Regions from separate parts of the Mus musculus genome. Here region 1 is linked to region 2. Evidence: chromatin contacts called from ENCODE Hi-C data. All regions are on one chromosome and are shown on one strand. Each heading gives the region's core, a stretch centred on a gene start or an enhancer-like site at or near the end of the contact. The rest is flanking DNA. Distances are from core to core; before and after follow the strand shown.

The links. A loop is a pair of places that touch in the nucleus more often than their neighbours do.
Region 1: a loop to region 2 is called in a map of T-helper 17 cell, with 2.9 times the contacts of the local background. The contact joins the promoter of Papola here to the enhancer-like site in region 2. A Hi-C loop is called at or near these places in 2 of 37 maps with a recorded cell type or tissue (T-helper 1 cell and T-helper 17 cell).

Annotation. Positions count from the first base shown.
Region 1 is chr12:105,783,447-105,790,532 of GRCm38, forward strand. Papola (poly (A) polymerase alpha) reads left to right here and starts at 1,251. Exons shown (of 22, transcript NM_011112.4): 1 at 1,251-1,468. The coding sequence starts at 1,461.
Region 2 is chr12:105,017,172-105,023,928 of GRCm38, forward strand. Gm46375 (a long non-coding RNA gene) reads right to left here. Exons shown (of 2, transcript XR_003950255.1): 1 at 5,237-6,757. Among named protein-coding and RNA genes, the nearest start is that of Gm46375, 6.2 kb to the right of the region's middle. Within about 2 kb of position 2,876, at least 2 of the 3 ENCODE cell types and tissues checked have a DNase peak (open chromatin) inside an H3K27ac peak, as active enhancers do.

The DNA.
Region 1 (7,086 bases), core at 1-2,500, 760 kb after region 2:
TGGGGAGGGAGCTTTAGGAGTGAAAGGAAGCCCTAAGTGCAGGGGACCTCCAAAAGCTTCTTTCTTTTTTTTTTTTTTTTTTTTTTTGGTTTTTCGAGACAGGGTTTCTCTGTGTAGCCCTGGCTGTCCTGGCACTCACTTTGTAGACCAGGCTGGCCTCGAACTCAGAAATCCGCCTGCCTCTGCCTCCCGAGTGCTGGGATTAAAGGCGTGCGCCACCACGCCCGGCCAAAAGCTTCTTTCAAGAAGCTATGAGAAGGAAAAGGAATAGTTGGGCCTTTCTAATGATTACTCAGAACAGAATGGTGAGTGTACCCAGCCAAACCCCGTAAGAAGTGTGCCAGGGGCTGGAAATTTTAGGAAGGAAAAATACATTATCTTAAGATGAACCCAGCATACTAGGAATGGCTCCTTTTTCTGAGTATGGTCCAGTAACCCGAACTTCACCTGCCCAACTGCATTAACTCTTCAGCACAGAGACAAGGTCATAGTCACACCCAGAAGTATATTCCAATCTATCACATAAAATTGGTAGTGGTGTTTCACACCTGTAATGTCAACACTCAGGAGGTGGAGGCAGGAGGATCAGAAACTAAGGGCTAGTAGCTTCATGGGAGCCTGTCTTATAAAACAAACAAGAACAACAACAACAACAACAACAAAAAACCCGCCAAAACCCCAAAGGTTACTGTCAATTTTATTAAATTATTGCCTTGGTCCGGAATCCCCTGCCCTGCACATTTGGCATGAGAAGCACAGGTCTGGGCAACACAGATGCAGAGGGTCATCGTCAGGGGAGGGGATCCACGGCCACACTTCTGGGACAGGCTCTGTACTGGGCTCTAACACATTTAAGTCCTCACTCACATCGATGTTTAAAAAGCAGTTCTCCCACGCAGCGGAGGTGCAACTGGCACCGAACAGCTCTCGGTTCCAGGCATCCCCCGCGCTTGGGCTGCCCCGCACGTGGCGCCCGCTTGGGCCGCGCCCCCTTCTCATCGCTGCCACGGCTGCGTCACTCTCATTCGCCAGGACGGCGTCGCCAAGCGAATGAACTACAGCCTCTCGCTCGGAGCCTCCCGCACCCATCCCACGCTCTACCACGAAAGCGTGAGATCACCGGGGGGGGGGGGGGGGGGGGGGAGGGGGAGAAGCGCCGCTTCACGCCGAGAACTACATTTCCCGTCAGGTCTTGCGGCGTCGCGCAGCGCGCGCGCAGGCGCGCGCTCGGTGTGCGTGGCGGCGTCAGCGGTTCTAGAACGTTGCTGTGGTAGCGCTCGGGCGCCATGTTAGGACGAAGGGGAAGGAGGAGAAGCGCTTAAAGCGGCGGGGCACGGGTGCAGGACTGGGTTGGCCCCGGGGCTGAGGTAGGCTGCCGTCCTTCCCGCCTCGGTGGATCATGCCCAGGACGGCAGCGGTCGCGGGGGGGAAGTGACTGGGCGGTGCCGGCGCCGGAGACGATGCCGTTGTAAGTGATTGGCGTGCTGAGTGAGGCGCACGCCGGCCGGGCCCCGGGGGTGGCGGAGGGGGAGGGGAGGCGCACGGGCGCCCCGGGCCGCGGCTTCCGGCCCCTCGGGCGCGGGGCCCCCGCAGGATCCCCAAGCGGAACGGCGCCCGGCGCGGACTGGCGGGCCGCGGCTCCCGGGTTCCTTCCTGTCCCGGTTTCACCATGGCGCCGTCCAGCCCCCTAGTTCCCCACTTCCGCTTCCCTCGGAGCGGGTGAGGAACCGGGGCCGGGAGGGAGCAGGCCGCGCTGGCGGCCCGGGGGCAGCTTCCGGAACGGCGGGCTGCGGGGCGGCGCCGTCCCTGCTTTGTTGTGACTAGGCAACCTGGCTTCGGCGCGCTACCTGATCGCTCCCGCCCTTGGGTCACTTGTGTTGTGATTGCGAGTGTACGCTTTGAGCTAATTCACTTAGGCCTTCTAATGTCGCTAGGTCTACTTTACACACTTGACCGTGATTTTTCTTTACTTAATTTCCCCCCTCCCCCCTTTTCTCCTAAGAAAGATATTTGGAAACCGGTTGTTGGGATTCGAAAGTAGATGAGGGTTTTATGTTCCAACTAACCTATCTTGGCGAAAAGGCTTTAGGTCGTGCGACTGCTTTTCTTCCAAACAAGAGAGGCAGTTTTGGACGTAGCCTCAATGTGACAGATCTAGGGTTGTACTTACTAATTTAAAAATGGATTTCATGCGCTTTTCTTTCTCACACACTAGCTTGCTAGCTTTACTCGACCCTGATGTTTAGTCCAGAGACCTGTCAGCTGTATTTCTGTAGTGATAACATTTGTTGGGCTTAATTAACCACAAAGTTCCCTTTGACTCCTTATTCATGGAACAAGGGTAAAGGAGCACGAGAATAGAATCTATAAAGATGTTTGGTGTTTTTCAGTGGGGTTCAAGTAGATGTGAGTGAGTGAGGTGTTGTCACATGATGACCTTGTATTAGCTCATCCAGACTTTTTTCTGATACATCAGTGCTTAAAAAAAGATATGGTTGCACACTCTAAAGGGAAGGCTTCGGATTAGAAATGTTATCTTGTGTCTGGGAGTGAAGGTAGGAGGGAGAGTACAGGTTTCCTGCAGTTTTTATTTCAGTGCACTTCTGAAAGTGGAACGGTACAAGGAGGCTGCATGAGCACCGCACATGTCCAGGTCTATGCTTGAAGTTCTTCAGTCTATTTCCTTTAGGTTTAAAAAAATGGAGCCAAGACAGATGGACATGCACATGACCCCTTTTTTTTGTGTGTTTCATGGGATTTGAACTCTATAGCCAGTTTCTTACAAGCTGTTCTATCTCCATCCAGAGTGTACTGGGACTTTTAATCCAGGGAAACCCAAGACTGCCTGGCTGAGGAGGACAGGCCTGCCTTCCTCCTCATTACTTTGTTTCTTGAGGGCTCTGTCCCTGAGCTCACCTCTCCATGGGACGCCTTGTTCTTCTGTGTGCCAGCATCACTTGCCATGATTTTTACTTTTGATCTTTTGAATTGAGATTTCCTGGATAGTTTGTGTTTGGTATCCAGTGTGGGTTTTGGTGTGCCTGTTAAATTTAGACAATGTAAGTTGGGATTGAAGCATAGACAGTTCAGGTGAATGGTCAGAATGGACTGAGTCGTTACAAAACATTCTCAAAGGTATATGGTTTGTGTATAATTACATACATAATTTGGAAAATGCTGGTACCTTTTGATTGCCATAGTGGTGAAACTTAGAAAAGTTATGGAGGAAGCTAAAGCTTTTTAAAATACTTGAAATTTCTGCATTCTCCATTAACAGAGTTTCTCACCTCAGTGCTGTAACCCTGGTAATTTCTGGAGGGCCCTTCCCACGTCTTGTTGGGTGTGTAACAGTACCTCTGACCTGCTTAGTGGTTGCCAACGGCTTTACCCCAGGAACTTCTCACAGTGGCAAACGCACAGATGTCCCCAGACTTTTCCAGATGTACTCTGAGGGACTTTGTTCGTGGTTTAAGAACCACTGCATTAACACAAAGTATATATCATTATAGACATTTTATTCTCTGTGCCATATGCTAGTGTCCACATCTTTCTTTGTACCAGTACCAGTGACTTAGCAAGTGTCAGAATGTTGTTGAAGTTGTTGGTAGAACTATTTAGTGAGACTTAAGACAGTAGTTCTTCTAAGTGTATAAAGGACTTTTACTGGTAAGAAAATGGGGCAGGGAACTTGCCTAGAGTCAAAGGTGGGAGTGGGTGGGTAGGAGAGTGAGGGGGGTATGGGGGACTTTTGGGATAGCATTGGAAATGTAAATGAAGAAAATACCTAATTAAAAAAGAAAAGGAAATAAGGACAAAAAGTTTAACACAATTCCATTCAAATAAAATTATAACTAACATTACAAAAAACAAACAAACAAAAAACCCAAAAGGTAGAGCTGGGTCCTGCTCGGGAATATGATGTGGCTGTGCCTTAGCATGGTCTGCTGGTGCATTACTGGGATCCTTTTTACCCGGTTGAGAGCTTTTGTTGGTTCTGTAATCTCAGCTCTAGAAGTGGGGGAGAGGGTTTTGAGTACAACTTAAGCTACATGATAAAAGTAAAATCCCATCTCAAAGACAGGAGACGGCAGTTTATTAGCAAACATTGTAGGTTTTTTAAAATATAAATATATAAAATAATGGGTTTTGTTGTGATGTTTTCATGCTTGTATATGAGTACTACTCTCATTGGCACCCTTCTCCATCTCTTGTCCGTTCCTCTATTCTTCTGCCAAGGAGTGACTGTTTACCTCTTTCCCCTCCTTCCTTCTCTCCCTCTTTCTTTGTTTCTGAGACAGAGTTTCTCTGTGTAGGCTTGGCTGACCTTGAACTCAAGAGATCTGCCTGCCTCTGCCTCCTGAGTGTTCAGATTAAAGGCGTGCCCCACCACAGCCTTTTGAATTGAGATTTCCTTTTTTTTGGAGACAGGGTCAGGGTCTTGCTACCATTCAGGCTGGCTTCTCACTTGTGCTCCAGACTTTTAAGGGTGGAATGATGGCATCTCTCAGCTGGGTGGAAAAATGTTTGAAGCTTAATTCCAGCTTTAGCTAGGAGGTATGTGGCTAGTGGAGGTCTGAGCAGGAATTGCCTGACAGGAATGAGGTCCTGAGTTCCATCCCTAGTAGTTCAAAGAAAGAAAAATGCTAGTTTTATAAAAGTCTGACCCTTAAGATTGTCTTTTTAATATGGTGTGGCATTAGAATGGAGAATATTAGTTTTGAGAAGAGTACTGTGTGTGAGTAACTTAAAGTAATAACTGTGTTCATGGGACTTGTGATGTTTCTGTTGAGTATTTAACATTGGGACACTTAAACTCGAGAATAAGTGAGGCTGTTGTCAGCTCACAGAAAACAACTTGGCAGTATTTGTTGTGGCCAGGAAATAATCGGAGCTTTATGCATGAAGCATGCTTTGGTGATACCAGAATGCTGTAGGACCTGTTCATTTTTAGAAGATATGTGTAATTCAGTGAGCCCTTACTTTGTAAATTAGGAAAAGGATATGATGCCAGGTTATATTCGTGTGCATCAACCAAAACAATTTATTGAAGTAGATTTGAGTGCAGAAGCTGATAGGGGAATCAAGCCATATTTAGCTTAGCTGGAATTGAGATTTACAGAAATGTACTTTATTCTTACTACTTAAAGGATTTTTTTTGAAACTCCTGTTTCATAGGAATATTATGCTGAGGGCTTCTTGTTCTGTAAACAAGTGTTTCAGTTCTCAACTATAATTTTGCAGTATAATAAATTTTGGTGGACAGAACTCATAAAAAGGTTGAGCTGCTCTGTGCAGCCCTAGAGCAGGCTGAGGACTGAGCTGGTGGGTTTGTTTGTTTGCTTGTTTGTTTGTTTTCAGGGTTTTTTTGTGGCAGGGTTTCTCAGTCTAGCCCTGGCTGTCTTGGAACTCACTTTGTAGACCAGGCTGGTCTCGGGAACTCAGAAATCTGCCTGCCTCTGCCTCCTGAGTGCTGGAGTTAAAGGTGGGGGGCCACCATGCGCTTAACATTGATCAGGATGGACACAATATGCAGAATAGTTTTTTTTTGTTACACAGTGATTGTATTTTCTTTAAGGCTGCAACTTTAGTTACTTTATTTCAGGCATCTAAGAGAAACATAACTTAAAAACAAGGCACTATTGAGAGCAAAAATGGACTAATAGAAGAATGGGGTAAAGAAAAGGTATTAGATAATCTTTAGAAAAATAATTTCTGAAGTGGAGGACACATGTATGTGTGGGTAAGGTGCACACATGTACGCTCATTCTTGTGGAGCCAGAGATTGTCCTTGAGTGTCTTCCTTTCTCGCTCTCCATTTTGCTTTTTAAGACAGCAAATCTGAGTCTGGAGTTGCCGCAGTAAGCTTCCCCAGCTGGCCACTGTGCTCTGGGGTCCCACTTCTGCCTCCTTTCCCAGAAGGGTTGGGATTACAGATTACAGACACTTGGAGCTGGAGTTGGCTTTTTAGAGGGGTGCTAGGGATTTGAACTCAGATCTTCATGATCGTGTGTCAAACACTTGACTGAGACATCTTCCCAGCTCCAAGTTAATGTGGGTGAATTGCTTGCTGATTATGGTTTCTGGAGTGCCGTTTTCTTTTAAGCATGTTTATGAGCATGTTTGATTCCTTCTCCCGGAACACCTTCATCTTTTTTACTTAAAGCAAAAATATCTTTCTGGCTTAATAACATCACTTAAAGTTTCTTAGTTCAGCAGAACATTTCATACTGGGTCAATCAACTTTATGCTATCCGAACACTTAAATTCTTCCTTCATTTGCCTCTAGGCAAGTTTTAAAAATCTACTTTTCATGAAAACAAGACCATTTGTTAGGTTAGTTCTCATTTCTTTGTGCCTTTAAATTTGGTATATTCACTGTGCACAACAGCTTTTAACTAATTGTACAGTATCAGATTATAATGTACAAAGCAGTGACATAGACCGTATTAGTTTCTGTCCTTGTTAGTTTTTTGTTTATTTGATACAAGCTGAAGTTACCAGGAAAATAACCTCAGTTGAGAAGATGAATCATATTGCCTATAGGCAAGTCTGTAGGGAAGTCTATAGGCTATTTTCTTGAATAATGATTGATATGGGAGGGCCCAACCCACTGGGGCGGTGCCATATCTGGGCAGGTAGTCCTGGGTTGTATAAGAAGTCAGACTGAGCCGGGCGGCAGTGGTGGTGGTGCACGCCTTTAATCCTAGCACTTGGAAGGCAGATGCAGGCAGATTTCTGAGTGCTTGGCCTACAGAGTGAGTTCCACGACAGCTAGGACTGCACAGAGAAACCCTGTCTCAGGGGAAAAAAAAAATTAAAAAAAAAAAAAAAAAGAGAAATCAGACTGAGCAAGCTGTGGAGAGCAAGCCAGTAGGCTGGTGTTCTCTCCATGACCTCTGCTTTAATTCCTGACTTCAGGCTTCTGCTTGAGTTCCTGCCCTGACTTGTTCATCATGGACCCTAAAGTGTAAGCGGGAAAAAAACCCTTTCTTCCTCCAAGCTACTTTTGGTCACGGTGGTTTATAACATTGAATACCAAGGCAGTTTCCTTTAACATTGGTTAAGTTGATGCCCTTGGTAGTTTTT
Region 2 (6,757 bases), core at 1,626-4,125:
GATGATGGGGAATACTAAAGATACTTTGTGCTTACTAAGGGCTTACCAGGAGGCGGGCAGTACTCTGATCCTTTGCCTGTGCCACTGCTCTTCTTGGGAGCCTTGATTGTCAACTCACAATCAGGGGAAAAGAGAAAATAACCCCTTGCCCACCATCACCCAACTATCATGTGCCTGACCAGATATACAATGGCCCTCCCCTCGTTCTCTCACCTTACTGTGTGTGTGTGTGTGTATGTACTTGTGTGCGTGTGTGTATGTAAGTGTGTAAGCATGTATGTGTGTGTATGTATGTGTGTATGCATGTGTGTATAGGTATGTATGTGTTTATGTGTGCAGGTGTATGTAGGTATGTGTGTGTATGTATGTGTGTAAATGTGTGTATATGTATGTGTGTATGTATGTGCGTGTGTATGCATGCATGTATGTGTGTATACATGTGTATGCATGCATATGTGTGTATGCATTGTATGTATATATATGTGTATGTATGTATGTGTCTATGTTTGTATATGCATGTAAGCCAGAGGTCAATGTTGGGATACCTTCCTCAATCATTTCTTCACCTTATTTACTGCAACAGGGAAGATTTCTCTACCCTAAACCTATTTCTGCCAGAGTAACTGGCTAGCAAGCCCTGAGATCTGGCTGTCTCAGCTTCCTGGCATGGGGTTTTGGGTGCACAGGGTGGCTGGCATTTTTCACATAGTTGCTGAGGATCTGAACTTGGGCTCTTACACTGTGCAGCAAGCACTTCACCTACAAGCCATCTCCTCAGTCCCCACAGTCCAGATTCTTGTTTGATTGTTGTTTTGTCTTGTTTCCTTTTTCTAGACAATGTTTCTCTGTGTAGCTCTAGTCCTGGAACTCACTCTGTAGACCAGACTGGCCTGGAACTCAGAGATCTGCCTGTCTCTGCCTCCCATTTAATCACTCTAATTTTTTTTTTTTAAGAAAATAACTTCTTTTTTTTCCCCCCTATTTTATGTGTGTGAGTGTTTCGCTTACACACATGTCTACACCATTTGTGAGCCTGGTGCCCACAGAGGCTGGAAGAGGATGTTAGATCCTTTGAAACTGTAACCGGGACCTAAACCCTCATCTTCTGCAAGAGCATCATGTGTTTTAGAGCCTCTCTCCAGCTCTATTTTTTTTTTCTTCTGGTTTTTCGAGACAGGGTTTCTCTGTGTAACCCTGGCTGTCCTGGAACTCACTCTGTAGACCAGGCTGGCCTCGAACTCAGAAATCCACCTGCCTCTGCCTCCCAAGTGCTGGGATTAAAGGCGTGCGCCACCACTGCCCGGCTTCAGCTCTATTTTTTTAATTGTCTTTGTCCATCCATGGTGTGTGTATAGGGCAGGGGCTGTGCAGGAGCGATCAGAGGAACTTTCTGGAGTCAGCTGTAACCTCCCTCTGCCTTTATGTGGTTCTGAACTCCGGACATTAGGCTCTGTGTAGTGAGCATCTTTATGAGCTGAACCGTCCTACCAACCTCTTAGTCACTCAAATTCTGTGTGGTATCCATAGCAAAGGACCATTTTCTGTGTCATGAGTAAATTCCGATCTGTTTCTTAGGTGCTATTTCCACACGGTGCTCTTTTTTGCTCTTTTGTTAAAAATTATTCTGGGTGAAGCTATTGATAAGATAAAATAAGCTGGGGAGAAATGGCACGGGCTCTGGTAACACAGAGAAGTCACTTGATGGACCTGGAGCCCGAGAGCACGCGCGCCAGGCTCACTCCTTCAACTGTGCGTGCATGAGCTGAAGTCGTCCGGTCCTGTTTATTATCTGCCTGTGCAAAATGGAGGAGCTAGAGAAAGAACCCAAGGAGCTAAAGGGGTCTGCAACCCTATAGGTGGAACAACAATATGAACTAACCAGTACCCCTCGGAGCTCGTGTCTCTAGCTGCATGTGTATAAGAAGATGGCCTAGTTGGCTATCAGTGGAAAGAGAGGCCTATTGGTCGTGCAAACTTTATATGCCTAAGTATAGGGGAACACCAGGGCCAAGAAGTGGGGTGGGGGGTAGGGATGGGGGGAAGGGTATGGGGGACTTTTGGGGTAGCATTGGAAATGTAAATGAAGAAAATACCTAATTAAAATTTAAAAAAAAGAAAAGAAAAGAAAAGAAAAGAAAACAGAGCTTCGGGCTGATGGCACCGAGCTTGCCAGGCCAACGAGCCCACTACACATAATGAATGTGGTTTTGTTTTCTCGGAACTGCTGTGTACCAGGAAAGTCTCGTCTCTGCTCAGCTCTCTCCTTGGTGACCAAACATGAACTGTGTGTTCACTACGCTGAAGGTCGTCCACCCTCCCCGCTTCATCATTCATATTTAAACAGCCGCGTATTGCAGACCTGGCCTGCTTGTTCCCTTTCCTTTTGAAATCCACATGCAGACTTCATAAGATCAATGTTTCCAGCCCAGGGGGGATTGGCAGAGCACAAAAGCCTCCAGGATCAAAGCCTCCTGACTGGGCTCTTCTCTGGGCCTCACACATCTCTAGCTGGCTGGGCAGGGCCAGATGCCTTATCTCCACAGGCTCCGACACCCAGCAAAGGGACCACCAGTTCTTGCTGTCTTCCTGGGAGGAGCGTGCAGAACGTGTGCCATGAATTTGAAGATCTGCCCGAATGTTTCCTCCTGTGATGAACTGAATCCCCACTCCTTGAAACAGAAAGCAACTCTGGAAGAGAATGCGTCTTCTGAGGAAGGTCTCTACTAGGTGGGAAAAGGAGCGGTTTGGGTGTTTGCTCTCCGGGGACAACAGTTTTCAAAGCCACTAGAGCGTTTCTCTTTATTTTCTGAACCTGTGATAATATTAGAAGCTGTGATAGGCAGGGTGCCCAGAAAGCTGAGGGAGGTCCAGGAGCCCCGCCCTGGCTGACTCCCAGAGGCGTGGCCTTGGCATCCTAGTTAGGCTGGAAGAACCCAGGAAGGCTTTGTGGTACTTTGTGCAACCACAGACAGACAGGCAGGCGCTCTTGAGCTGGGTGGCAGGGCTTAAAAATGTCAGATAGGTCCACGTGAAGGCTGAGAGTGACCTGTAGGGTGTTGTCCTCACAGCACAACAGCCTTTACCACCTTCGTCAGAGCAGCTGTGACTGCCTGCAGCAGTCTTTTTTTAAAAAATATTTATTTATTTTATGTATATGAGTACATTGTAGTTGTACAGATGGTTGTGAGCCATCATGTGGTTGCTGGGAATTAAACTCAGGACCTCTGCTCCCTCCGGCCCAAAGATTTATTTATTATTATAATATGTAAGTACACTGTAGCAGTCTTCAGACACACCAGAAGAGGGTATTAACTCTCATTACGGGTGGTTATGAACCACCATGTGGTTGCTGGGATTTGAACTCAGAACCTTCAGAAGAGCAGTCAGTGTTCTTACTCGCTGAGCCATCTCGCCAGCCCTCCATTTTGGTTTTTGAGGCAGGGTCTCTCACTGAATGTGGAGGGCATCGATTGGCTAGTCCCCTGGCCAGCAAGCTCTGGGGAGCCTCTGTCCCCGACTTCCTAGCACTCATGCTACTATGCTAAGCATGTTATGTGTATGCTGAGTACTGAGCTCAGGTCCTCCTGTTGGTGTGGCTCGCAGTGTATCCCCTGAGCCACCTCTCCAACCTCATCTCCATCATAATTCTTGGTTGGACGGGAGCCTTCCTGAATAGTGAAGACCATGTTTCACTGTAAAAGCCTAGCTTCAGGATGCCTTAGGGTCCTGCTGCTGATCACTGGCCCCTGACCAGACAGAAAGTGTGCTTTCCAAGTGGTTGCTGCCAGCCCTTAAAACTGCAACTTCCCCTGACTTTAAAGACCTTTGTAGTGGCTATTCCTGGCTGTCAACTTGACTATAACTGGAATGAGCTACAATCCAGAATTGGAAGGCTCACCAGTGACCCTAATCTGGAGGCTGGGAGATACAAGTTTCTGACCTGGATCTTGGCATGGAGACCTTGAGGCATAGTGGCTATGAATCCTAGAAGATTAAGACAGAGAGATTTCCAAGTTCAAGGTCATCTGGGATTAAAGGTATGGTGCCACACACCTTTAATCTGGGCCACACCTTCAGCTGGAGACCTACATAAGGGCATTGTAAGAAGGAAGATTTACTCTCTCTCTTCTTCTCCTGCTTGCCTTGTGGGACTGAGCAACTGCTAGATCCTGTCACAGCTGCTGCTGACCACTGTTGGGAGTTGGACTACAGACTGTAAGTCATCAACAAATTCCCTTACTATATAGAGACGACCCGTCAGTTCTGTGACTCTAGAGAACCCTGACTAATACAACCTTTGATTCTAAATCTCCTCTACGGTGGAGTGGGTACACACACACACACACACACACACACACACACACACACACACACAGCAAGTGCCACACACTTCCTGGTGAACAGTCAAAATCAGTAGGCAGAAAACAAGTCAATGGAAAGGCTAACAGAAGGTACGCCCACCCCAGTGGCCACAGACACTGAAGGTCTTACAAGCACCAGGGCGAAAGGGACAGCTACCAGCCTCTGCAGGAAGGCCACTTCTTCAATCTTGTGCAGATTCTTGCTTGCTATTGACATGCGTGGGGAAAATGGTGGGGCCCTCTGCTTACTTCACAGGCTCTCTAGATGCTTTAGAACAAACACAGGCTCACACACAGGGGCCACTCACAGCTGGGAGACAAGGTGGCAAATTCCTCCCAACTCTTTCCCGAACTGAAAGGGCAAGCGGCCACCAGTGGTCAGGAATCAGTCTCCGGTCACACTTCCCTCACGGCCCAAAGCAGGAAGCCTGGGCCCTCACCTGGCCTTGCTGTGGCTTGGACATTTCCCATCTCTGTCTTCTTTCCTTCCTCCTTTTCAATCTTCATGGCTGTCCTTCCACAAGCACACAGACCCAGGGTTTTACCCTTGTCTGGCTTTTCTCTCGAGGCCCACGCCTACCTCTGTTATTATTCAAAGTAATTTTATGGTACAGGCAGTCGTGGAAACACTCTCCTCTTTCAGCTGTAGCCTGATGATTTAGGTGTCCCTCAGGTGCCTTGAGAATCTCGATGTACAGAAGTCTTGTGACAGCCCATCTTCCTTCCATTTCCCCCGAGTTAGCAAGCAGCCAGCAGGGCTCACCATAACCTCCAACCAGACAATCACAGATGGCGCCTTTCCTTTCTGCAGGGTTTCTGATCTCCTCCCATGGCCCCTCCCCCACCCCAGACTGGAATAGTGCTGCCTCACTTACAGTCAGTCGGGCTCGCTGGCTGCTCTGTGGGTTCAGCTGCCTCCAGTCCATGCTCAGAGTTCCAACCAAGTGCTCTCCTGACTGGGGAGCGAGGCTTTCTAGGATCTTCTCTCCTAAGGAAAGATTCCCTATCAGACTCCGAGCCAGGTCTGCCTCAGCCTCCCAAGTGCTGGGATTAAAGGCGTGCGCCACCACCGCCTGCCAGGTTTTTCTTCCCTCTTCCATGGAGACTCTCTTGAGTGGCAGCCTCAGTGTCATCCCCTGAGCTTTCTCTGGCCCCTTGAAGTGTTTCTGTCAGGTCCCCTCACCCTAGTTCCTGCCAGTTCTTAGTGACATTCTTGCATGTGTCATTGCACGACTGTGAGGTGTTCAGGACTGGACAGGGTAGTTTTCCTCCTAATGTCCTATCTAGCATGGCGGCAGGAGCTGTGAGTCTGGGACTTGAAGTGAGGGCCTTTTGCATGCAAAGCAGACGCCTCACCCCAGAACCCCAGGCACACAGGTGCTTTGTCTCTTTCTGTGGCATCTATGGTCAGCACCGGAACCTTTGCTGAGGAGCAGTTTGGTTTGCCACAGTTTCAGTTACCAGTGAGCAGCCAAGAGTTCAAGGCAAACTCCTCCTCAGCAGCTTGCAGCTGCTCGGCATCCAACTCGGCGTGCGGGGAAAGTGAATCATGCTTTGCTCAGTGTATCCACACCATATGCACTGCCTGCCTAGAGTATCCACACTATATGCGCTGCCCACCTAGAGTATCCACACGGTATGCACTGCCTGCCTAGAGTATCCACACGGTATGCGCTGCCCGCCTAGAGTGTCCACACGGTATGCGCTGCCCGCCTAGCGTATCCACACGGTATGTGTTGCCCGCCTAGCGTATCCACACGGTATGCGCTGCCCGCCTAGCGTATCCACACGGTATGCACTACCTGCCTAGAGTATCCACACGGTATGCGCTGCCCGCCTAGAGTATCCACACGGTATGCGCTGCCTGCCTAGAGTGTCCACACGGTATGCACTACCCGCCTAGAGTATCCACACGGTATGCACTACCCGCCTAGAGTATCCACACGGTATGCGCTGCCCGCCTAGAGTATCCACACGGTATGCGCTGCCCGCCTAGCGTATCCACACGGTATGCACTACCTGCCTAGAGTATCCACACGGTATGCGCTGCCCGCCTAGAGTATCCACACAGTATGCGCTGCCCGCCTAGAGTGTCCACACGGTATGCACTACCTGCCTAGAGTATCCACACGGTATGCACTACCTGCCTAGAGTATCCACACGGTATGCGCTGCCCGCCTAGAGTATCCACACGGTATGCGCTGCCCGCCTAGCGTATCCACACGGTATGCACTACCTGCCTAGAGTATCCACACGGTATGCGCTACCTGCCTAGAGTATCCACACGGTATGCGCTGCCCGCCTAGAGTATCCACACGGTATGCGCTGCCCGCCTAGAGTGTCCACACGGTATGCGCTGTCCGCCTAGCGTATCCACACGGTATGTGTTGCCCGCC